Regions from separate parts of the Homo sapiens genome. Here regions 1 and 2 are each linked to region 3. A link is a loop called in an ENCODE intact Hi-C map of the cell type or tissue named here. Cell type or tissue: PC-9. All regions are shown on one strand. Region 1 has its middle 38 kb from the start of LDLRAP1. Region 2 overlaps MAN1C1 (mannosidase alpha class 1C member 1). Region 3 overlaps LDLRAP1 (low density lipoprotein receptor adaptor protein 1).

Evidence for each region. Peaks named below come from ENCODE experiments on the same cell type or tissue, not always from the same donor. Only the 100,000 strongest peaks of a DNase experiment are listed, where the experiment ranks them.
Region 1: a loop joins it to region 3, with 10 times the contacts of the local background. A loop is called at or near these places in 9 of 110 quality-filtered maps.
Region 2: a loop joins it to region 3, with 3 times the contacts of the local background. A loop is called at or near these places in 2 of 110 quality-filtered maps.

What each region holds. Positions count from the first base shown.
Region 1 is chr1:25,502,104-25,510,103 of GRCh38, forward strand. No RefSeq gene overlaps it. Among named protein-coding and RNA genes, the nearest start is that of LDLRAP1, 38 kb to the right of the region's middle. RefSeq lists enhancers at 959-1,526, 1,527-2,092, 4,398-5,307. In PC-9, CTCF peaks have their summits at 1,897 (motif pointing right) and 2,096; a DNase peak (open chromatin) is centred at 1,818; H3K4me3 peaks cover 841 bases.
Region 2 is chr1:25,705,359-25,713,358 of GRCh38, forward strand. The region is part of intron 2 of MAN1C1 (mannosidase alpha class 1C member 1); the gene reads left to right. Among named protein-coding and RNA genes, the nearest start is that of SELENON, 91 kb to the right of the region's middle. RefSeq lists enhancers at 288-1,263, 1,264-2,239, 2,240-3,215, 3,216-4,191. In PC-9, no CTCF peak of the experiment used is centred here; DNase peaks (open chromatin) are centred at 2,463 and 3,143; H3K4me3 peaks cover 686 bases; H3K27ac peaks cover 1,956 bases.
Region 3 is chr1:25,564,544-25,572,543 of GRCh38, forward strand. LDLRAP1 (low density lipoprotein receptor adaptor protein 1) reads left to right here. Exons shown (of 9, transcript NM_015627.3): 8 at 630-664; 9 at 2,305-4,343. The coding sequence ends at 2,449. Among named protein-coding and RNA genes, the nearest start is that of LDLRAP1, 25 kb to the left of the region's middle. RefSeq lists enhancers at 2,248-2,971, 2,972-3,696, 3,697-4,420. In PC-9, a CTCF peak has its summit at 3,929 (motif pointing left); DNase peaks (open chromatin) are centred at 4,028 and 4,488; H3K4me3 peaks cover 1,073 bases; H3K27ac peaks cover 3,535 bases.

The DNA.
Region 1 (8,000 bases), 62 kb before region 3:
GCTCTTGCCCAGACCCATCTGAATCTGCATTTTACAAGATGTGAATGGGTAATTCAGTTGCATATTATTTTAGAAGCCCCATCCTGAGCTGACTTTCCTAACATGAAGACTCTAAACATTGTCACCCTCTCTCTTCTAGTCCAGAAAAAAGCTGATACACAGGTTTTGAAAATTTAGAATTAAAAATTTGGGCTGGGCGTGGTGGCTCACGCCTGTAATCCCAGCACTTTGAGAGGCCAAGGTGGGCAGATCACGAGGTCAGGAGTTCGAGACCAGCCTAGCCAACATGGTGAAACCCTGTCTCCACTAAAAATATAAAAATTAGCTGGGCATGGTGGTGGGTGCCTGTAATCCCAGATACTCGGGAGGCTGAGGCAGGAGAATCGCTTGAAACCAGAAGGCAGGTTGCAGTGAGCCAAGATCACGCCACTGCACTCCAGCCTGGGCAACAAGAGGAAGACTCTGTCTCAAAAAAAAAAAAAAAGAGTTTAATGATGAGAGGCCATGCAGAAGATGAACTCTAAGCCTTACTCCTTTTTACTTATTTTGTTTATTACGTTTCCTCACCATTAGAATGTAAGCTCTATGAGGGCAAAGATTTTTGTTTATTTACTGCTGTAACCCAAAACCTAGAACAATGACTGCCACATAGTAGGTATTCAGTAAATACTTATTGAGTGATTAAGGTTTTAGATTAGACATGTAATCTGAAATACCGTGTCTTGACTGAATCAGAGCATCTCTGTAATAGTATTATTAGAATGACAAGTATAAACAGAATTGTTTCTAGAAGGAGAGGGATAAATTTGAAGTAACATATTTACTATGACATCTCCCATCTGCCTGTCTGAAACCTTGCTTTTTTGTCAGATTTTCTCTACAAACTCCTGCTTGATTTAGCCAGGTGCAAAAAGATGTCTTTACCAGCTAGATGTGCTGCGAACAATCACTTGTCTTGGAAGCCTCGCAGCAGGGGCCTGCTGGGGGCCTGTCCATGCTTCATCCCTCTGGAGCCTTAGACCAACTTCCACAAGAGCCAGTACTGCTGCGTTGTGAGTCAGTGTGGGGATTTTTTCTGTTGACAGTAATTGAATTATAAAGCATTTCCTCCTGGAAGGTATCTGGGTGATTGAATGTCTCAGAGAATTCCTTTCCATCTGACCAAGGGGGCCACACTTCTTTTCTCTCCTCCCTCCTTGAGCATATTTTAAGTGTTTCTGTTTGTTCCATCTCAACGTTTGCTTTTGGTTCCTGTCTTTGCTTGAGGTTCAAGTCTTATTTCCCCTCAGGATGGGCTTTCTAGGGTTCTGGGACCACTCTGTTGTGATACCCTGATTTTTCTCCTAAGAATCCCAGATTTAGCTTCACACACGTGGCAGGGCCTTTTAAACCCCGTCCGAAGGAGCCTGGACCGGTTGCTCTGAGAGAGGTCCATTCTGCCCGCTTCCCAGCTCTGCAGCCTTCGGGTTGAGAGGGAGGTGCAGGTGAGTGTGGGCAGGGACCTCCATGAGCCACGTTTGGCCTGGCACCAGCATATCCTGGATCCTGTTCTTCGCCGTTCCCTTCCCTGTCCTCCTCTGCACGGAGGACAGGGTTTTGCTCCTGGAGCCCTAGGCCGTGTTGGCACATTTCTCCAGTACCAGGCCCATACTTCCTTAGAACAATCATTCTCAAACTTGTTCACCAGAACAGCCTGAAGTCACCTGCGAAAACACAGATTACTGGGTCCCACCCCAGAGTTTCTCATTCATGAGGTCTGGGGGTGGGCCTGAAAAACTGCATTTCTAACACATTCCCAAGTGAGGCTGGGCCCCACCTTGAGAACCACTGGCTTGAGCGTGAGGGCTGACACAGCCCTGCCCAAAGCCACCCCCCAGCTGCCACCAGAGGGCACATGCAACCTGAGCCAGAGGTCTTGTTTCACCTCCAGCTGCCAGCTCCCCGCCTGCCACCCAGCAGAGGTTCTTTCCAAAAGATTTCTTTCTAGTTGTAATTTTTGTTATTATGTATTAGGAAGAAATGCAGATCTAAAAAATAAGGTGGGTTCTCAGAGTCTGTCTCTGACAAATATTAAAGGTCAGATGGATCAGCCTTTTGAAAGTGTTGAATGTCCTGACTTTTAAGAAATGGAACAGGCTGGGTAGGGTGGCTCACGCCTGTAATCCCAGCACTCTGGGAGGCTGAGGTGGACCAATCGCTTGAGCTCAGGAGTTCAAGACCAGCCTGGGCAACATGGGGAAACCCATCTCTACTAAAAATACAAAAATTAGCTGGGTGTGGTAGTGTGCCTATAGTCGCACCTATCTGGGGGACTGAGGTGGGAGGATCATTTGAACCTGGGAGGTCAAGGCTGCAGTGAGCTGAGACCACACCACTGCATTCCAGACTGGGTGACAAAGTGAGACTCTGTCTCAAAAAAAAAAAAAAAAAAAAAAAAGGAAAAAAGCAATGGAACAAATGGTTCCCACTGGAGGCTTCCAGGGCTTCCATCACACTGAAGTGGGGACTTCCTTTCAGAACATCGTAGAATCTTTGTGTATTCAGAACCCAAAAGGCAGTTAAGATGATAGGTGATTTTCATTTTCTTCTTTATACTTTACTGTATATTCCAAATTATCTAAAATTCATATAACAAAAAAATGATTTTTAAAACACATTTTAAATGTGACTAAAAGCCAAAACAACAACTCCAAAATAATAAAAACCAACCCAAAGAGGAACTTGGAGTGAGCAGCGTGGGGTGAGGAGAAAGCCCCCAGCTGGCACTTGGCCCCTCAGTTGGTCCTGCTGAGGTATCTGCCTAGGCGTAGGGGTCTAGTGGGATCACAGTTGGCCGAGTGCTCAAGAAAGGGATTTAGGACCGAGGAATAGATGGTTACCTGTGAGGACTCGGCCTGTCATCTGTGTAAGTCATGTGTTGCAGAAGCCCTGAGATGCCAGAACTTGAGATTTTTCAACCAAAAACAAAAGGAATCTGGATAATGTGAAATCTCCCAATTTTTAAATGTTAGCTCAAATGTATTATCTGCAGATCAAACAAAATATGTCTGGAAGCTGCTAAATAGGAACCTAAGGCTGTAAAGTGCCTACGTTTTCCTGTTTCTGGCTTTGCTCCCAGTCCCTTGGCCTCTCCACGCACTGCAGAGTTCAGGAGAAGTGGGGCAGTGGGTCTCAACCCTGGCTGCTCATTAGAGTCACCTGGGGAGCTCTTAAAAATGCCCATGGCCAGGGCCCACCCTGAGAGCGCCTGATTTAACTGGGCTGGGGAGGAACCCGGGCTTTGTTTGTTTGAATTCCCCAGAGGTTTCTAATATGCAGTCAGGGTTGAGAAACTGGGAACTAGAGGGGAGTAAGAGGAAGCCTCCATCCTGCTGGGGCCTGGGACCTCAGAGGATGCATGCAGGTGTCTGGGGGCTGGGGCTGGGGCTAGGACTTCAAATGTTTTTAGCTGGCCAAGTGGAGATATGAGCAAAGTTGGTCTCTGCTGTCTTCCCACCTCCCCTGTGGAGACCCTCGTGTCTCTTCTTCTGGCCCCTGGGCTTCCTTCCAGGCCCTTGTCCTGGATTCCCCTTGTCAACCACATTTATCGCACTGTCTGCAAATATAAATTGTTAGCCCTCTCGTTTCCAAAAAGGAATTCTGCTAGCATCACCCCAATTTGTGGTTACTATGTGTCAGCTTATGAGGGTTTTTTAAATTATTATTATTGCAAGCCACAGAAGCTGACTGCGGCCAGTATAAGCCCAAAGAGGAACTGAATGAAAAGAGACGGGGCATGCACATATGGGGCTGTCGAGAGGGCTGAAGAGGCCATATGGGAAAGACAGGAGCCAGCCAGCATGGGCAGTTTGGAGGCAGGAGCTGCTCAGCAGGGCCCGTGGCTGAGTGAGTCCATGTCCCAGCTTCTCAAGTCAAAGTCGGGGGATGGTGGTAGATGTGTGCTACTGCTCCCAATTATCCACTCCATCCCTGCAGCGAGGTTGATCCATCCCACTCTACTCAGCGTCCAAGTTGGCCATATAACTTGCATTGGTCAATGGAATGTGAGTGGGCATCACGTGTGCCAGGTGTGGGCAGCCTGAAATGCACCTGAGTGCTTTACATCAGCCTCTTGCTCCTCTCTGCGGGAGAACAGCATCTCCCAGAGAGGGGCCACAGCTGGGTGAGAGGTGAGCCATGTCAAAGCCCGCCCTCAGACGTGGGAGCAAAAAATATGTGTTACTGGTCTTAAGTCACTGAGATTCGGGGGCTGTTTGTTACCAGAGCAAAAACTGATATAGACAAAGAGTCCAAACTTGAGTCATATGTCCTCCCCTTGGCTGAATCTTGGGCTGGAGAACACTAGCTGAGGGAAGGAGATTCAGGGCCCTTTTGCGGTCTGAATGTTTGTGTACCCTTAAAATCCTTATGTTGAAATCCTCACCTGCAAGGCCTTTTGGGGGGTGATTAGGTCATGAGGGTGGCTCTATGAAAGAGGCCCAGGAGGAAAAAGGAAAGATGGCCGAATAGGAACAGCTCCGGTCTACAGCTCCCAGCGTGAGCGACGCAGAAGACGGGTGATTTCTGCATTTCCATCTGAGGTACCGGGTTCATCTCACTAGGGAGTGCCAGGCAGTGGGCGCGGGTCAGTGGGTGCGTGCACCGTGCGCAAGCCGAAGCAGGGCGAGGCATTGCCTCACTTGGGAAGCGCAAGGGGTCAGGGAGTTCCCTTTCTGAGTCAAAGAAAGGGCTGACGGACACACCTGGAAAATCGGGTCACTCCCACCTGAATATTGCGCTTTTCGGACCGGCTTAAAAAACTGCGCACCACGAGATTATATCCCGCACCTGGCTCGGAGGGTCCTACGCCCACGGAGTCTCGCTGATTGCTAGCACAGCAGTCTGAGATCAAACTGCAAGGCGGCAGCGAGGCTGGGGGAGGGGCGCCCACCATTGCCCAGGCTCACTTAGGTAAACAAAGCAGCCGGGAAGCTCGAACTGGGTGGAGCTCACCACAGCTCAAGGAGGCCTGCCTGCCTCTGTAGGCTCCACCTCTGGGGGCAGGGCACAAACAAAAAGACAGCAGTAACCTCTGCAGACTTACATGTCCCTGTCTGACAGCTTTGAAGAGAGCAGTGGTTCTCCCAGCACGCAGCGGGAGATCTGAGAACGGGCAGACTGCCTCTTCAAGTGGGTCCCTGACCCCTGATCCCCGAGCAGCCTAACTGGGAGGCAACCCCCAGCAGGGGCACACTGACACCTCACACGGCAGGGTATTCCAACAGACCTGCAGCTAAGGGTCCTGTCTGTTAGAAGGAAAACTAACAAACAGAAAGGACATCCACACCAAAAACCCATCTGTACATCACCATCATCAAAGACCAAAAGTAGATAAAACCACAAAGATGGGGAAAAAGAGAACAGAAAAACTGGAAACTCTAAAACGCAGAGCGCCTCTCCTCCTCCAAAGGAACGCAGTTCCTCACCAGCAACGGAACAAAGCTGGATGGAGAATGACTTTGACGAGCTGAGAGAAGAAGGCTTCAGACGATCAAATTACTCTGAGCTACGGGAGGACATTCAAACCAAAGGCAAAGAAGTTGAAAACTTTGAAAAAAATTTAGATGAATGTATAACTAGAATAACCAATACAGAGAAGTGCTTAAAGGAGCTGATGGAGCTGAAAACCAAGGCTCGAGAACTACGTGAAGAATGCACAAGCCTCAGGAGCCGATGCAATCAACTGGAAGAAAGGGTATCAGCAACGGAAGATGAAATAAATGAAATGAAGCGAGAAGGGAAGTTTAGAGAAAAAAGAATAAAAAGAAATGAGCAAAGCCTCCAAGAAATATGGGACTATGTGAAAAGACCAAATCTACGTCTGATTGGTGTACCTGAAAGTGATGGGGAGAATGGAACCAAGTTGGAAAACACTCTGCAGGATATTATCCAGGAGAACTTCCCCAATCTAGCAAGGCAGGCCAACGTTCAGATTCAGGAAATACAGAGAACGCCACAGAGATACTCCTCGAGAAGAGCAACTCCAAGACACATAATTGTCAGATTCACCAAATTGAAATGAAGGAAAAAATGTTAAGGGCAGCCAGAGAGAAAGGTCGGGTTACCCTCAAAGGGAAGCCCATCAGACTAACAGCGGATCTCTCGGCAGAAACACTACAAGCCAGAAGAGAGTGGGGGCCAATATTCAACATTCTTAAAGAAAAGAATTTTCAACCCAGAATTTCATATCCAGCCAAACTAGGCTTCATAAGTGAAGGAGAAATAAAATACTTTACAGACAAGCAAATGCTGTGAGATTTTGTCACCACCAGGCCTGCCCTAAAAGAGCTCCTGAAGGAAGCGCTAAACATGGAAAGGAACAACCAGTACCAGCCGTTGCAAAATCATGCCAAAATATAAAGACCATCGAGACTAGGAAGAAACTGCATCAACTAATGAGCAAAATCACCAGCTAACATCATAATGACAGGATCAAATTCACACATAACAATATTAACTTTAAATGTAAATGGACTAAATGCTCCAATTAAAAGACACAGACTGGCAAATTGGATAAAGAGTCAAGACCCATCAGTGTGCTGTATTCAGGAAACCCATCTCACGTGCAGAGACACACATAGGCTCAAAATAAAGGGATGGAGGAAGATCTACCAAGCAAATGGAAAACAAAAAAAGGCAGGGGTTGCAATCCTAGTCTCTGATAAAACAGACTTTAAACCAACAAAGATCAAAAGAGACAAAGAAGGCCATTACATAATGGTAAAGGGATCAATTCAACAAGAAGAGCTAACTATCCTAAATATATATGCACCCAATACAGGAGCACCCAGATTCATAAAGCAAGTCCTGAGTGACCATTACATAATGGTAAAGGGATCAATTCAACAAGAAGAGCTAACTATCCTAAATATATATGCACCCAATACAGGAGCACCCAGATTCATAAAGCAAGTCCTGAGTGACCTACAAAGAGACTTAGACTCCCACACATTAATAATGGGAGACTTTAACACCCCACTGTCAACATTAGACAGATCAACGAGACAGAAAGTCAACAAGGATACCCAGGAATTGAACTCAGCTCTGCACCAAGCGGACCTAATAGACATCTACAGAACTCTCCACCCCAAATCAACAGAATATACATTTTTTTCAGCACCACACCACACCTATTCCAAAATTGACCACATACTTGGAAGTAAAGCTCTCCTCAGCAAATGTAAAAGAACAGAGATTATAACAAACTATCTCTCAGACCACAGTGCAATCAAACTAGAACTCAGGATTAAGAATCTCACTCAAAACTGCTCAACTACATGGAAACTGAACAACCTGCTCCTGAATGACTACTGGATACATAATGAAATGAAGGCAGAAATAAAGATGTTCTTTGAAACCAACGAGAACAAAGACACAACATACCAGAATCTCTGGGACACACTCAAAGCAGTGTGTAGAGGGAAATTTATAGCACTAAATGCCCACAAGAGAAAGCAGGAAAGATCCAAAATTGACACCCTAACATCACAATTAAAAGAACTAGAAAAGCAAGAGCAAACACATTCAAAAGCTAGCAGAAGGCAAGAAATAACTAAAATCAGAGCAGAACTGAAGGAAATAGAGACACAAAAAACCCTTCAAAAAATTAATGAATCCAGGAGCTGGTTTTTTGAAAGGATCAACAAAATTGATAGACCACTAGCAAGACTAATAAAGAAAAAAAGGGAGAAGAATCAAATAGACACAATAAAAAATGATAAAGGGGATATCACCACTGATCCCACAGAAATACAAACTACCATCAGAGAATACTACAAACGCCTCTACGCAAATAAACTAGAAAATCTAGAAGAAATGGATAAATTCCTCGACACATACAGTCTCCCAAGACTAAACCAGGAAGAAGTTGAATCTCTGAATAGACCAATAACAGGAGCTGAAATTGTGGCAATAATCAATAGTTTACCAACCAAAAAGAGTCCAGGACCAGATGGATTCAC
Region 2 (8,000 bases), 140 kb after region 3:
TTTGGGATCTTCTGAAGCTGTCAGATGGTAAACACCTGAAGTGTCATAGTCGATGGCTGTCCAGTATTCTATCACATGGATGGACTGTTGTTATATAGTCTATTATATTGCATTTACTGGACATTTAGGTTATTTCTGATTTTGGGCCAATCTAAGCACTGGTGAGATGAGTGTCTTAATTTGGGTCACTAATCTTTACACATTTGCCTTAGTGTTGTCTTAGGATAAGTTTTTAGAACAGGACTAGCTAACATTTTCAAGCATTTACCACGTGCCACTCTGCTAAGGGCTTTAAGTATATTATCAGTCAGGCATGGTGGCTCACGCCTGTAATACCAACACTTTAGGAGGCCAAGGCAGGAGGATCATTTGAGGCCAGGAGACCTGGAAAGTCTACGACTTAGGGAGACCCTGTCTCTACAAGAAATTTAAAAATTGGCTGGGTATGGTGGCACATGCCAGTAGTCCTAGGTATTCAAGAGGCTAAGGTGGAAGGATCACTTGAGCCCAGGAGTTTGAGGCTGCAGTGAACTATGATTGCATCACTGCACTCCAGCCTCGGTGACAGAGCAAGACCCTATGTCAGATAAATAAATAAATAAATAATCTATTGAATCTTACACATGATTCTATACAGAAATATCCACATTTTACAGATAAGGAAACTGAGTCATGGAGAGGTTGGGTACCTTGTTTGGGGTCACACAGCTGGCAAACTGCAGAGCCAGTATTGGAACCCAAGCTCTCTGACCCCAGAAGCTTCTGATGCAAAAGGTTAGGTCTGTTTAGCCTTGCTGCATGGTATAAGGATGCCTGTCCCTTGCTTCCTCTCTTCCAGCTCTTTACCCTGTGGTCTCCTGGAGTCCTCTCACACCCACACTTGCATAACAGGAACAGGGAAGGAAGAATCGGCAGTGTTTGTGCCATGCCTGAAGGATCACAAAGCATTGTCCCACATGACCCAGATGTGCATCTAGCACCCCTTCCTGGATTCTCAGTCCCTGGGAGGTACCTTCTAGGGAACCATCCAGAGACGGGAACATGTGGCCACTGGAGACCTGCCTTAGGGGAGTTGTGGGCGTGTTGGTCGGGGCTCAGCCAAGTTGTGCTGGGAGAGTCTGTGCTCTCCCTAGACCAGGTTCTTTACAGAGACTGGACTCTGGCGGGGGGGAATCCTTGCAGGCCATTCTAGGGAGAGTTGGACATGCGCAGGGCAGCCTGGGAGTCTGAGTCCTCAGCAGAGAGTGTTCTGGGAAAAGAAGAATGCTGAGTGAGATACAATGCTAGACAGGGGATGTGGGTGATTTACTTGGTGAGAATGCCCCTAGACTGGGCAAATCTAAGGCCAGGGCCCTGAAGCGGGCCACCTGTTTTGCACAGACTACTCACCTGCAAGCACTTAAGACAGGCTTGTGGCCCAGAGGTAAGAGCAGAGCCCTCCTCTCATGACCCTACTAGGCCTGGCTGTTTGTCAGTGGCTCTGTCCTTTGGGGATAATCAGAGTTCCAGCTGCCTGTGCCATGGGGAACAGGGTGTGGCTGGTTCCAGTACACAGGCAGAATAGGGCATACCATCTCCAAGCAGCAGGGGCTGTAGGATTCCCACCTTAGTTGCCTTGCAGGGAATGTCTTGGTCCAGCAGAAGAGACAGAATGGGGAGGGCTTGCCCTCCACTTGGCCCAGTTATCTCTTCCCGATTTATCCATAGATTGAGCTTGATGATCCAGACTCATATTCATTCAACTAATCACATGAGTTATTTCTGCAATTTGGGTCTTCAAATAAGTACACTTGGTTGCTGAATATGTGATCAGCCACAGATTTCTTATTCTTTAAAACTCAGGGAGCGGAAATGCCAACGTATAAAGCCATCAGCACGAGGCAGAGATTTCCAAAGCACTAAAATCACACCATTCAAAGTGCTGGCCCCTGGACTTACCGTCAAGCTGCCACTTGGCCCATCAGTGCTCTGTGCAGAGCCCAGGTAGGGGGGCTTTATCTGTAAAACCCAGGGAGGAAGGCAATCAATACGTAATCTTTTCACATTCTTTTTACTTAACAAGAGAATTGGTTTGCCTCTGAAGTAACTTGATCTGGAGGAGAAAATGCATTTGAGGGCTTTTAAAGGGTGCAGACCAACTGGGAAAGGCTACTTCAGGCCTTGAGGTTGGGAAGGTCAGCTTCTGTTCTGCTCTGAGCTTTGCTGTAACCTTGAACAACTTCGCCTCTTCCTCCTTATCATCAGGGTCCCTGGTACAATGAACCAGCCACTGGACAGGACTTACCATTCATTCATTTGTTCATTCAGTGAGCCACTGTTGAACCGCTACAGAAATCCAAGTAGTGGATTAGGCCCTGGAGATTTCAGAGATAAACCCGACCTGGATCTGCATTTACATTGCTTGTAATTGTCAAATGGAAGACAGCTGCAAACAGTTAAGATGCAGGCGTGGGAAACAAATATTGGGAGTAGAAAGGAAGGGCCTGTAGCCTCTGTTTAGTCACTCTATGAGGAACTGCCTGGGGCAAGGATTGTGGCTTCTGTTCCTATCTGGGGGAGGCTGGGATGGACCCCCAGGATGGACCCTGTCAGAAGTCATGAACTGGCTGTAGGAGAGCAGCTGTTTGCTCCTTTTGTTCCCAGAAAGGGGTCCCAATCCAGATCCCATGAGAAAGTTCATTGGACCTTACACAAGAAAGAATTTGGGGCGAGTCCATAAAGTGAAAGTAAGTTTATTGAGAAAGTAAAGGAATAAAGAATGGCTACTCCATAGGCAGAACAGCAGCCTGGGCTGCTTGACTGAATATACTTACAGTTATTTCTTGACCATATGCTAAACAAGGGATGGATTATTCATGAGTTTTCCAGGGAAGGGGTGGGCAATTCCCTGAACTGAGGGTTCCTCCCTTTTTTAGACCATATATGGTAACTTCCTGATGTTGCCATGGCATTTATAAATAGTCATGGCGCTGGTGGGAGTGCCTTTTAGCATGCTAATATATTATAATTAGTGCCTAATGAGCAATGAGGACAATGGGAGGTCACTTTCATCACCATCTTGGTTTTTGTGGGCTTTGGCCAGCTTCTTTACCATAGCCTGTTTTATCAGCAAGGTCTTTGTGACCTGTATCTTCAGCTACCCCCGCCCATCTCATCCTGTGACTAAGAATGCCTAACCTCCTGGGAATGCAGCCCAGTAGGTCTCAGCTTCATTTTACCCAGTCCCTATTCAAGATGGAGTTGCAGCCAGGCACAGTGGCTCATGCCTGTAATCCCAGCACTTTGGGAGGCCGAGGCAGGCGGATCACCTGAGGTCAGGAGTTTGAGACCAGCCTGGGCAACGTGGAGAAATCCTGTCTCTACTGAAAATACAAAAATTAGTTGGGCAGTTGCTGCGCTCCTGTAATCCCAGCTACTTGGGAGACTGAGGCAGGAGAATCACTTGAACCTGGGAGGTGGAGGTTGCAGTGAGCTGAGATTGCACCACTGCACTCCAGCCTGGGCAACAAGAGCGAAACGCTGTCAAAAGAAGAAAAAAAAAAGCCACTGGCTTGGAAAGTATCTGAGAAAGTCCCTGGTAAATTTCATTCCACTCCAACTGGGGTCTTGGCACTTGCATTTTCCTGAGCCCAGCCCCAGGGACCGCAGGAATCCATACATCTGCAGGGATGAGACACAGCCGATGCCCACCGCCATGCAGAAGCCTAACACCTACTAGGCTGAAAGTCACCCCAGGGCACTAAGCCAGGGAGGGTTGAAGGGGGTGGAAGATCATCAGGGAGAGAGTAGGTTTTCCTATTTGAGAAGTGAAAGGCGGTATAGACGGCTGTCCTCCATGCCTTGGATTGTAGGTGGCATTTACTGCTCAAGGAGAAGGGACACTCAGAGACCTGATGCAGAACACGGAGGAGGCAGTAAGACCGGCTAAGCTAGGTGAGTTTAGGAAAGTCCAGCAGGGCCACCTACTTATTTTGCAGTCATAAAAACAGCAGCTCCAGGCCCTCAATGCTGGCATGTAGTAGGTACTCAATAAATGTCTGCAGAAGCAATGAATGAGTCCTGTCAAAAGTAACAGTACTGAATCAAACCAGTGTTCTGGGAGGCAGGCACGCAGATGTTTCTTGTCCACCCTAACTCTCCAGCTCCAAAGCCCATGCTCTTACCCAGGGCTCTGTGAGCCCTATTCAGTTGTGTTAATCAGATGTGGCTGCATTGCCTCCCCGCCGTCTTGGTTACAGTAAATGTCCTTTAAGTTGCAAGGGCCTGGGGTGGCAGGGGTAGAGGAATGCATGAAGATTCCTCACCAATGCCTGATACTGTCAGTCTTCGTAACGTTAGCCTTTCTAGCAGAAGGAAACTCTATCTATCTATCTATCTATCTATATTTATTTATTTTATTTTTTTGAGATGGAGTCTCACTCTTGTCGCCCAGACTGGAGTGCAGTGGCATAGTCTCGGCTCACTGCAACTTCTGCCTCCCGGGTTCAAGCGATTCTCCTGCCTCAGCCTCCCGAGTAGCTAGGATTACAGGCGCCCGCAACCACGCCCAGCTAATTTTTGTATTTTTAGTAGAGACAGGGTTTCACTGTGTTGGCCAGGCTGGTCTCGAACTCCTGACCTCAGGCGATCTGCCTGCCTTGGCCTCCCAAAGTGCTGGGATTACAGGCATGAGCCACTGAGCCCAGCTGGAAACACTATATTCTTGTTGAGCCCCTGGAAGTTTATTTATATACTCATTCTGCATTTTTGTTCAATCCATACTCTGCTAAGCACTGGAGAAAACAGAGGTGAGTAATCATTGCTGTTCTCCCACTGGCATGGGTCAGACAGCTGGGGTGGGAATCCTGCTCTGCCACTTCCTAGATTTATTGACCTTGGGTAAATTAATCTCACTGAGCCTCTGTTTCCACATCTGTAAGATGGGGTTGGTACCTCAAACAAGTGTTGAGAAGATGAACTGCAATGTCATATGTAAAAGCCTGGCCTGCCCAGGCATTCAGTAAATGTTCACTGTGCTTGTTGTTGTTCATTCATCTTGCCTGCTGGCTGACAAATGGTAACAGGCACCAAAGGTTTAAGAAAGCTGTGTCAGAACAGACCTTAATAATAATAGTTGCTAACATTTATTGAACATGTACTGTGTGCCAAGTGCTATTCTAAGTACCTTTTATAGATTACTATTAATATTAAAAATCCTATTGATTTCTGTAATTTTTTACAGAGTGGGGAAAGGCTACTATGGTTTGATTTTCATGGAAACACTTGGTTGTAAATTGCGGGGACCCAGTGGCTTTCTGGAAGCATGATTCTAGAACCTCAGAGGTAGCAGGATAGGAAATAGCGAGATAGACTTTCCCTTGTCGTGGCTGCTCAGTGACCTTCAAGTACCTGCTGCTGCCCTTTGTTCAGAACCTGAAGGCTGATGACTTAGTAAAGATGAAAACAATGAATTCTTAAAGAAAGGTCAAGGTTGAGTATAGTTGATGGGACCCTGGGTGAGTGGTTTCTTACTTGGACTCTTGCGTTGGCAGCTGTGGTCTTAGGGAAGGTCTCTCCCCTCTCTAGGCCTCGGGGTCCTCACTTGTTTGGAAGGCTGAACTCATTGTATCAACTAACGGTTGCTGTGTAACAAACCACCCTGAAACTTAATGGCTTAAACAAAGACCATTTATTATTTCTTGAGTCTGTGGGTCTTAGCTAGGCCAGGATTGGTCTAGGATGGCTTTGGTTAGATGACTCAGCTCTGTTCCATGTGGACCTGGACTTCTCTCATGGCAGAGATAGGGTCCAAAAGAACAGACAGAAGCACACAGTCTCTTAAGACCTAGGCTCAGAACTGGCACACAGTCACTTCCTCTGCATCCTGTTGGTCAGAGTAAGTTAATTGGCCAGCCTGGACACAAGGAGTGAAGAGAGAGACTCCATCTCTTGATGGGAACAACCGCTAAGTCTCATGGCCAAAGTCAGGGCTACAGGGAGAAGTAGGACACCAGGAACATTTTTGCCTTCTATCACACCAGACTCCTTCCCACTCAGACATCTCTAAAGTCAAATCGCTCATGGATGGGTCAGTGTGGGAGAAAGAAGTTGAATTCTCATCTCCTCAGGCCAAAGCTGGACATGCCTTTCCTGGGTTTGAGATAAATGGACCAGATACCTGGTCCCTGTTGGTGCTGAGCTCAGCTCCGTTTGATCAAAAGGACAGAACTAAAGGACATATTTTTATTGAAGCACTCATTCTGCATGTATTGAGCACCACTGTGTGCCAGGCCCTGCTCCCTGCGGCCCCGCCCCTCCTCCCTGCGGCCCCGCCCCTCCCCTGCGTGCTGCAAGCCTGCCCCGGGCCCCACTTCCTCCCCTCCTCCGTGGGTGCGCAGCCCAGGCCACTGCTTGTCTTGGTGGGAGGAAGTGATCAGTCTTTGCAAGCCGTGCTGTCCTGTGTGTGAAAGAGGATACTTTCTTTATTTTACTAAAAGATTCCTTTCATTCAGATCATGAGACAGAATTGGGAAATTTAAAAATTTGGTCTTTAAGAAGAGATGTGTAAACAGCTTTCAGGAATGTTTGTTTAAATGGACTCACAGTGAGTGTGTCAGGGAGCGCCATCCCTCTGCCCAGGCCCTGCTCATCCTGATGCAGACCACAGAGGAGGCGACAAGACCAGCTAAGCTGGGTGAGTTTAGGAAAGTCCAGCAGGGCCACCTACTTATTTTGCAGTCATAACAACAGCAGCTCCAGGCCCTCAATGTTGGCATATAGTAGGTGCTAAATAAATGTCTGCAGAAGTAATGAATGAATCTTGTGGAAAGTAACAGTACTGGATCAAACCAGCGTTCTGCTATGCTCGGCCGGCGTCTTGGCAGGGGAGCTCTTTTGTCTGGCTCCCCACGTCTAACCTCCAGTTATAGAAGACATTTTTGGGTGGTTTGCACATACTAACGTGCCCGTTAGGCACCTTGTTGATTTCACTTGCTGTAAAGCCCCTGGGGAAGCCCCTGGGTGGGCTGCTCTCAGGGAGGGTCTGGAGAGGAGATGGGCCACTTATGGAGCTTTCCACAGCAGCCCCAGCCTAGCAGAAGAAGTGAGTGAGCACATAGGCTCATGCTGGTAATCTGGGGCGGCTTCCTGGGAGAAGGGGCCTTGGCCTGTTGGGAGGGTTTGTAAAGGTGGCAGAAAGGTGAGCTATCCTGATGGTTCTAGCATGTTTAGAGGTCTTTGTGAAACTGCTTACCTGTCTTGAGTCCCTTCTCCTTGAGCAGTAAATGCCACCTACAATCCAAGGCATGGAGGACAGCCATTCAAACCGCCTTTCACTTCTCGAATAGGAAAACCTACTCTCTCCCTGATGATCTTCCACCCGCTTCAACCCTCCCTGGCTTAGTGCCCTGGGGTGACTTTCAGCCTAGTAGGTCTTAGGCTCCTGCATGGCGGTGGGCATCGGCTGTGTCTCATCCCTGCAGATCTGTGGATTCCCACGGTCCCTGGGGCTGGGCTCAGGAAAATGCAAGTGCCAAGACCCCAGCTGGAATGGAATGAAATTTACCAGGGACTTTCTCAGATACTTTCCAAGCCAGTGGCCTTTTGATATTGACTTGGGATTAAACTCCCCACTGCCTCAGATACTAGGATCATCTATGCAGTTGTCCAATATTTTATATTTTAGAAATACTTTGATATGAATCTTCTTGCATAATCCTTCTAACCTTACCCCTTTGAGGCTGGCCAGAGTTAGGAACTAGTCTTCCCATTTTCCCATTACAGATGGGGAAACTGAGGTCATTACAGATGAGGTAAATAACTTGCCTGGGGTCACACAGGCCTCCTGCCTGCCTCTCAGTCCAGTGCTCTTTCTACTATATGTCATGTCCTCTCATAATGAGGTGGGGGTGGGGAACAAGGAGATGGAGGGATGTGTTGGGTGCTTTTGTGTTACCACATTGCACCCTCATCACAGTCAGGTGAGATGGTGCCATACCCACTTTATAGATGAGGAAACAGAC
Region 3 (8,000 bases):
CTCTTTAATTTTTAAAAATCTGGGTACTGGGGGCTCCCCTGGTGTCCCTCGAGCCTGTTCTCTGCTGTTTGGGAACCACCCTTGCCACTTGCCCATCCTCACCAGAAGGCCATGGAGGGACCTCACCTGTCGCTTTTCTGCTGAGGCTGTGGGACTCCTGGCATCAGTTATCCCTCATGAACTTGGAATTTTGGCTTGGCTTTTGGAAGTAAATGAAGGCAAGAAAACTCCCTTCCCCACCCTCTTCCTTTTGGAATTTGAAAGCCATAGAAGTCATCAGGTCCAATGCCCTCCTCTTATTGAAGGAAAAGCTGAGTTTCAACGTGGAGCAGTGACTTGCCCAAGGTCTCACGGGCAGGTAGCATGGACCAGGGCACTGAACCCACCTGGGTCTCCAGACACCCTGGGACATGGCCTTTCTCCTCTCCCACGTCTCCAGCTTTGGGTCCTTGGGCTGAGATGCTGGCGATGCACCCAGGCAGGAGGCCTGCCTGAGGCCGTGCCTCCAGGCGCCCACCCTGAGCTTGTGTCCTGAGTCCCTGTAGCTTACCCAGGGCTGGGACAAGCCCCAGCTGTGAGCATGGGCTCCCCCAAACATAGTTCTTATCTCCTGCTTTGTTTTCCCCAAGGAGCTGGATGATGGCCTGGATGAAGCGTTTTCGAGGTAATGCTAGCTTCCTGTGCTGGGTAGGGGGCCTGGTGTGCGTGGGCTGGCCCTGCTGCCCTTTCTCCTGGGGACCTTTCCCCTGATTAAGAACACAAGCCACTCAGACCCCCTCCAGAGCAACAGTCCCATCCCTCCACTCAAATGCTTCCAGGGGCAGGGAGCTCACTGGGGAGGAAACCCCTTCCAGCGTTGTCCAGAGCTGTTAGAAAGTTCTTACTGTTGAGTCAAAAACTATTCCTGGTGGCTGCTCTGCCGCAGTCTGAGGTGAGCGAAACACACTGCAGCTCAAGTTGATTTCCTCCGACTTGAGGAGGCGTGGCCTTCAAAAATGGGCTTTTTTTTTTTTTTACAGGCTTTGCTCCCTCCACAGGTCTGTGTTTATGAACAGGGGAAGGGAGAAAGTGTTTAATGAAGCTCGTGAAGCGTTCCATAGCAGGGAAGGTCAGGCACAGTGAGGAGGTGTTTTGGTATAGCCTTTGGTGGCATTTCCCCGTTTTCCCAGGGGCCATCCTTGTGGCCCCCTGCAGCTTGGGGACATGCCACTGAGAAGGCTGTGGCTGAGGAGAGGCCTGGGCAGGTCAGGGTTCCGAGCCCTGGGTCCCCGTCTGTCAGGCCTCCCTTTCTCACTTGAGACCCTCAGCAGCCTCCTACAGCCCTCCCACATCAGGGGCTTTGTTTGGGGTTGGAGTCAGCGATTTTTGGTCCAGCGGGTGGGGACAGAGTCAGGGTCTTTGCCCTCCTGCCTCCTCCTTCCTCTTCCTTGCCTCCTTCTTGCCAGGGACTAGTGGAAACCCCTTGGTCCAGCCTGGGGCGAGGGCGACAGTGACACCTTCCCTGCCTCACTGGCTGACGACACCTGCCCTCTGAAGAAAATCTTTTGTTTGCTTTCTCCACATTATTTTGAGCATCATGTGCCCTTTATTAACAATTTTGAAAATCAGCAAAGCATTAAACAGAAAGTAACACCATCCTGTAATCCCACAGCCCAGAGTTTTGGGCTTAATTCATGCTAATCCTATACATATACATTATTTTGCATTGATCAGCTCATCGTATTTGCATTTTGGGATCCTGATTTTTCACTTAACAGCGATGTGTCAGAAGCATTGCTCCAGGCTGTTAAAAGCTCCTCGTAAACACCTCTTCCATTGACTGCCTAACATTCTCTTAAGGGAAGCTGCTATAATTTACTTGACTCTCCCCTATTCTTTTGGACATGTAGGTTGTCTCCCTTTGTAAATTTATTTTTCGAACAGCACGGTGTTGACACAGTTATAGCCAAAGAATCTTCCGTGTTCCCTCCCACAGCTTGTTCCCCACCCCACCCCCACCCCCGCTGCTCCCTTTACCAGCCCCTTCTCCTCTTTCCTGGGCATGTCCTGACTGAGCTGGGGCACAGAGTGGGTGCTCTGGCCTCTCCCGGGGGTGGGTGCACCGCTGGCTGCCCCTGACTTTTCTGAGCTGTTTGACTCTCAAGGGGAGGTGCTTTGATCTGAGGTTACTCCACCTCCCCTGCACCGGGGGCTTCCTTCTTGGGCCATGTGCCCTGCTGTTCCCCACTGGTGCCCCCTCGCGTCTGACCCTGGGGCGCGCCAGCCCTCACCCAGGCTCTCGGCTCACACAGCTCTGCCTTCCAGGCTTGCCCAGTCTCGGACAAACCCTCAGGTCCTGGACACTGGCCTGACAGCCCAGGACATGCATTACGCCCAGTGCCTCTCGCCTGTCGACTGGGACAAGCCTGACAGCAGCGGCACAGAGCAGGATGACCTCTTCAGCTTCTGAGGGCCCGGGGCCAGCCGGACACAAGCGGCCCTGACACGTGATGGACCAAAGCCACCTGCTGCGGGGGAGCCAGTTCTGGGGCCCGCCTGCCACCTCTCCCAGCCCTCAGCATTGTCAGCCTGAAGATCAGAGCTGCAGCCAGTCAGGCAGGGGAGAGATTTTTCTTTTAAGCCCTGCTCTTTCTCTGAGAACCAAAAGATGCCTTGAATATTTATTCAGTGACTTCTGGCTTATGCTCAGAAGCCAGTCTGCGTCAGGCACGTCTCCTGCTGCGTGACATGTGCAGTGCTGTAATCGGCTCCCGCTTGCTCTCCTGGAGCAAGCTCTGCCCTGGCTGTGGGTATCAGGACTGTGACCAAAGCATTTCTAGTCCCTTCTCTCTTTCTAAGGACCCAAATTTCCCTGGGGGCATCCTGCTTCCTGAAAGCTGTTGGATTTCAGTGATTTTTCCCCCCACCCCCCAGCACAGGAGAGCACCCACAGCCGCAGAAGGGGAATGTGTCCTCCTGCTCTGCTTCCTCAGGGCCCAGCAGGCGGGGGTTTGAGCCCTGGACCCCAGGCTCTTAGAGACTAAGGGGCAGCTCCTGACCAAAGACGATACAGCTTGGCACTTTAAAGCATTAACAGCAGGTGTGACCCTGAGGGCTCCTCCATGGTGCTGCATTGAGTCCAGCTTTCCTTCTGCCCTTCCTCCAGGAGAAGGGGCCCAAGGTCCCCGTGGATGGTCTCCACCTGTGCTTGGAACCAGTGTAACTGGCTGCTCCCTGCTCCCAGGGACTGACACGGGGATCATCTCTGTGACCGCCCTCCGTCGGGCCCCTGCCTGCCTTCTCCCCTCCACGCAAGGCTGTGCTCTTCCTCTGGTTTCTGTGTGTCCGTTTGAGTGTCTGCGCCCCGCCTCCCCATACTTCCTGGGATGATGTGTGAAACCTGACACCTAGATTTATTTGGAAATATTCTATGACCACTTTACAGATGAGGAAACAGGCCTCAAGCGTGGAGGGGTAGAGTGAAGAGTAGAACCCAGGTCTGATGCCAAAGCTGCTTTCTTCTCTGCCTCCTCCTCACGCAACTCACACCTCCTTTTCTTCTAGCTTTGTTGTCCTCCCAGGAACCAAAAAACCCCAGCTATTTTCTGACCAAAATGTGTTTCATAACAAACCATCTGGTGCCTTTCCACACAGAACTGGCAGGAGCCTCGTGTCCTGCTAGCTGTCTCTCTTGTTGATTTCCGTGAAAATGCAAGTGTTTGAAGTCTGCTCATTCCGAGGGTGAAACAAAATCCAACCCTGTCAGAATCATGCTGTTCTCTTTGCTGACACTGTGACCCTGGGTCGGGACAGACCAGCAGCAATCTGTCTTTAGAATCGCTTTCCTTCCTCCCCTTTTGCCCCCGTGGGGCTCCCGGCATCCTGAAAGCCAGCAAAGCCTCCAGCATCTTTTCCATCCTGAGGTGCCTCCCAGTGGCCTGGCTTGTCGGAGCAAGTTTCATCAGCCCTAGGGAAAACACGGCCCTCCTGGGAACCTCCTTACCTGGAGTAACCGGACACCTTAGACGGAGGTGCCTGAGGGTGGGGTGGGATTTGCAGGGTCATTATCAGAACATGAGGATAACTTCCTTGCCCCTGCTCTGTAGCCACCTCCTTGGCACCGGCCTCTATTTGTCATAAGGCGGCGTGGGCGAGGCCTGACACAGGCCAGCCTTGGCACGAGGGGGGCCAGGGGTTCTGAGAAGCGCTGCCCTGTGAGAGCCACGCTGGCCTTCGTCTCCATCTCTGGTTGACGGGCTGTCCGTGTGCCTCCTGTGTGTCTGCAGACAAGTCTTGCTGTGCTTTATTTGTGAAACTTTAATGAGGAAAAAACAAATAATAAATGTTCTCGTTTTGAAACTCAAGCAACGCTCATCAGGTGGAGTAGACTGGCGGCAGCGTCCGGCGGCTCCTGCCCTTTGGGGATGGCAGCAGCAGTGACCACAGGCTGGGTGGGGCCGCGTGCCCAGGGGCAGCACTGAGTGGGGGTGATGGTCTTAGGTTCCTGGGGTTGAAGGCCCAGTGGGGCCCCCTTTTCACCCAGCAGCTGGGTGTGTGTGTGATGAGGTCACCTCTGGATGACTCATGGAGGCTACACCAGGGATCTGGTGCATCGGCTGAAGCGTCTGAGAGCCCCGGCGGGGGACTGTGGCCAGGCTGTGAGTCCCCTGCAGTGTGCATGAGGTTGTGTACGTGTCCACGTGGGCGTTTTCCACAGAGAGGATGTCCATTATTTCCATCACTTTTTGGATCCGCAACACTTTATCATTCCACAGACTTGCTCCGGGCTGAACGTGGACTGGGCCTGGGTCTCAGTACTGGGGACAGGGGTCCAGGCGTGGCCCAGATGAACTCAGGATGTGTGGTTTGGGTGTGTTGGGGGATGGTGGGAAGTATTTCAGTGTCTTGAGAGACTCAGGGTCTAGCCCTAGCTCTGCCACTTGGAGGCTGTGACACTTGATCAGTCACCTCTTGAGCCTTGATTTTCCCGTCTGTGAAAATGGTGCAATGACCTCCCCGCTTTTTACCACCCTGGGTTTTGTGTGACTCAGTGGTGACCATCATCACATTGTTGGTAGAACACTTGTGCATTCAGGTTATCTCAGAACCAAAGGCAACTGGAACTCAATATGTCTAAAAATGGTAAAGTAAAATAGTTAGCAACCAGTGTTAACTGAGCTCTTACTATGTGCCGGGTGTTGTGCTGAGCTCTGCACCATATTGCAACGGTTGTGCTGAGCGCAGATGGCAGATGGCATTAGCTCCCGTTACTGCTGAGGACACTGGGCTGGGAGAGGAAGGCAGCTGTGCTTCAAGTGCTGGGCGGGGCCACAGCTGAGCCGCCAACCTGTGTGGCCCTTACCCCGCCATGTCCTGGCTTCCCAGGAGCCCAGTCTGGCCATATGCTGCCCGAGACCACCTGTTGACCTGTGCGGTGACCCTCACAGAAAGGCCACTCTCTTCAGGTTCTTTCAGCCACTCTCCGGAGATTCCCCAGGCCTCTGCCCCTCAGCTGTGGCTTGTGGGGGTCCACTTGGACATGTATCTCTTTATCCCTTTGAAACTGGTATTTTAAGCGTCCAGAACCCAGAGGCAGAGCCCTCATATCAGCATCAGGCTGACTCCCTGTGAATTCTCAGTGGTTCATGGATGACTAAGAAATCCTCCCCTTTCTTCTTTCCCTCATAATCTGAAAAGACACCCAACAAGTTTATCTTTCGGTTTAAATTTGGCCAATGTCTTTAGTCTCCGGATGTCTCGGATTATGAATCCTGAGCGCCAGCCGTCTGCTCTTTCATGCATAAGGGATGAAGCCAGGGAGAACAAAGTCGCCTTTCAGATTTGACGTGACTTTCAGCTTCACTGGGTGGATGTTGGGGTCTGCTCTCCCAGGAAGAGATCCCATCCCATGTACATCTGGGGACTTTTCAACAAGCCTGGCTAGGGAATAGGGGCAGATTCACATCTGGGGGGCTGGCTTGGGGCCTGGTCTTCCTCCGGCCATTCCCAGGTGCTCATCAGAGGAGGTGCCCGTTTGTATATTAAGAAGTAACCCGGCCGGGCGCAGTGGCTCACACCTGTAATCCCAGCACTTTGGGAGGCCGAGGCAGGCGGATCACGAGGTCAGGAGATCGAGACCATCCTGGCTAACACGGTGAAACCCCGTCTCTACTAAAAATACAAAAAATTAGCCAGGCGTGGTGGCGGGCGCCTGTAGTCCCAGCTACTTGGGAGGCTGAGGCAGGAGAATGGCATGAACCCAGGAGGTGGAGCTTGCAGTGAGCCGAGATCGGGCCACTACACTCCAGCCTGGGCGACAGAATGAGACTCCTTCTCAAAATAAAAATAAAAATAAAGTAACCCTTGGGCCTGTTAGGTCTTTTGCACCTAACACTGGTGATACTAGTCCTTGCAACCTCACATGCTACCAGGTAGGTGGTCCTAGTCCCATTTTCCTGATGAGGCAGCTGAGGGTGAAGGAGGATCAACAAGTTGACCAAAGTCTCACATCCACTCGGGGATCTGGGATTTGAACCCTGCTCTCTGACCCCAGCGCTCCGGATTTCCACTGCACAGTGCCTCTCCGTGCAGATCAAGGCAAACCCCAACCGACCTGGTGTGCCCTGCTCTGCCTCGCCAGCAGCCCCAGCTACCACGGAAGACACTGGAAGCTGCTGGCCAGTGGGTGTCTCCACAGGCAGAGGCTGACTTCCTAGCTAGACACCAGAGCAGATCCCACCTCTTCCCCAGTGGCTGCCCTTTGGGGCCACTTCTCTGGACATGCCTAGTTTAGAACTCCACAGGGGTATGTCTCATTGCATTGAGACCCTGCTTTGTCCCCAGTGGCACTGCTCAGCCTGCCAGTGGGGCCCACAGTGAGCATTGGTGCCCCTCAGAGAAGGAAGCCTTCCTCTGGGAGGTGAATGCCAGCCTCGGAAGGGCAGGAAGGAGGGTGCACATCTTGAACACCAGCAGCATCCACACGTACCAGCTAGTTTAAGCTGCTGCACGGCCCCTGTGCTTGCACGTATTGTTAGCCCATTTTAGAGATGATGATACCAAGGCCTGTGGCGGTTACATGATCAGCCAGCCTCACACAGCTATTAGGAGGCAGGCCTGGGACTCAGAGCCAGTGTGTTCCCCACTGTGCTGGGTGGCCCTGCCTCTGCAGGTCACTTGGGACATTGGCAAATCAGGATGACCTTGCTTGCTTAGGAACTTCTGAACCCAGCCCAGAGTAACCTTAGCCAAGTGTCCAGCACAGAGGTACTGGATCAGATGGTGCGTTTGTGGCCAGGACAGATGTGGGCTGTGTCATGAATCCTTGTTGCCAGACAGCAATTCTGACTGCACCTGCTGAGCCCCAGCACGGCCTGTCTCAGGGTGACTGAGGCACAGCTGCTCTTGACCCCCTCGCAGTCCAGGGGTTATAGTTCATGGTGCCCTGGAAAGTCCCCGGGCATGAGCTGGGCTTGCAGTAGGCCAGCGGGACATTGGAAGTCAGAGCTGAGGTATGGCAGCTGGGGAAGCCAGGTCAGGCTCTTAGAAGAGGGGCATATTCCTGCTGGGCATCAAAGGAAGGGTAGAATGGTTGGCGACTGCATGTGCTAGCCTGGGAGCTCCCTGAGGACATGCCTGTCTGATTTGCCCCATGGCCTCAGTGCCCAGCCTAGCACCTGGCACAGAGTGGCCATCAGTGAGTCAGTTCATCAGGAGGGGAGAACAGCCTGGCTCCCATGAGAGCTGTGAGAAAGGGCAGCCCTGGCTCAGCAGGCAGCGCTGGAGTCCCTGCAGCCTGGGAGTCCACTTTGCCGGCTGTCAGACCCTTCCTGTGACAGCTCCCCAGTGTGCACTGGGTGCACTGGGCTTAGGCACTCTGGGTCTCCGTCACACACAGCCGATGGCATGGCATGCCCAGCCTGGTTTGGTAAAATGTTGTGTGGTCCACCCTCTGCCCCAACCAAGATCTTGGTTTTCATGCTGTCTTCAAAGTGAGATTCTAGAATGTTAATGCTGGGAGA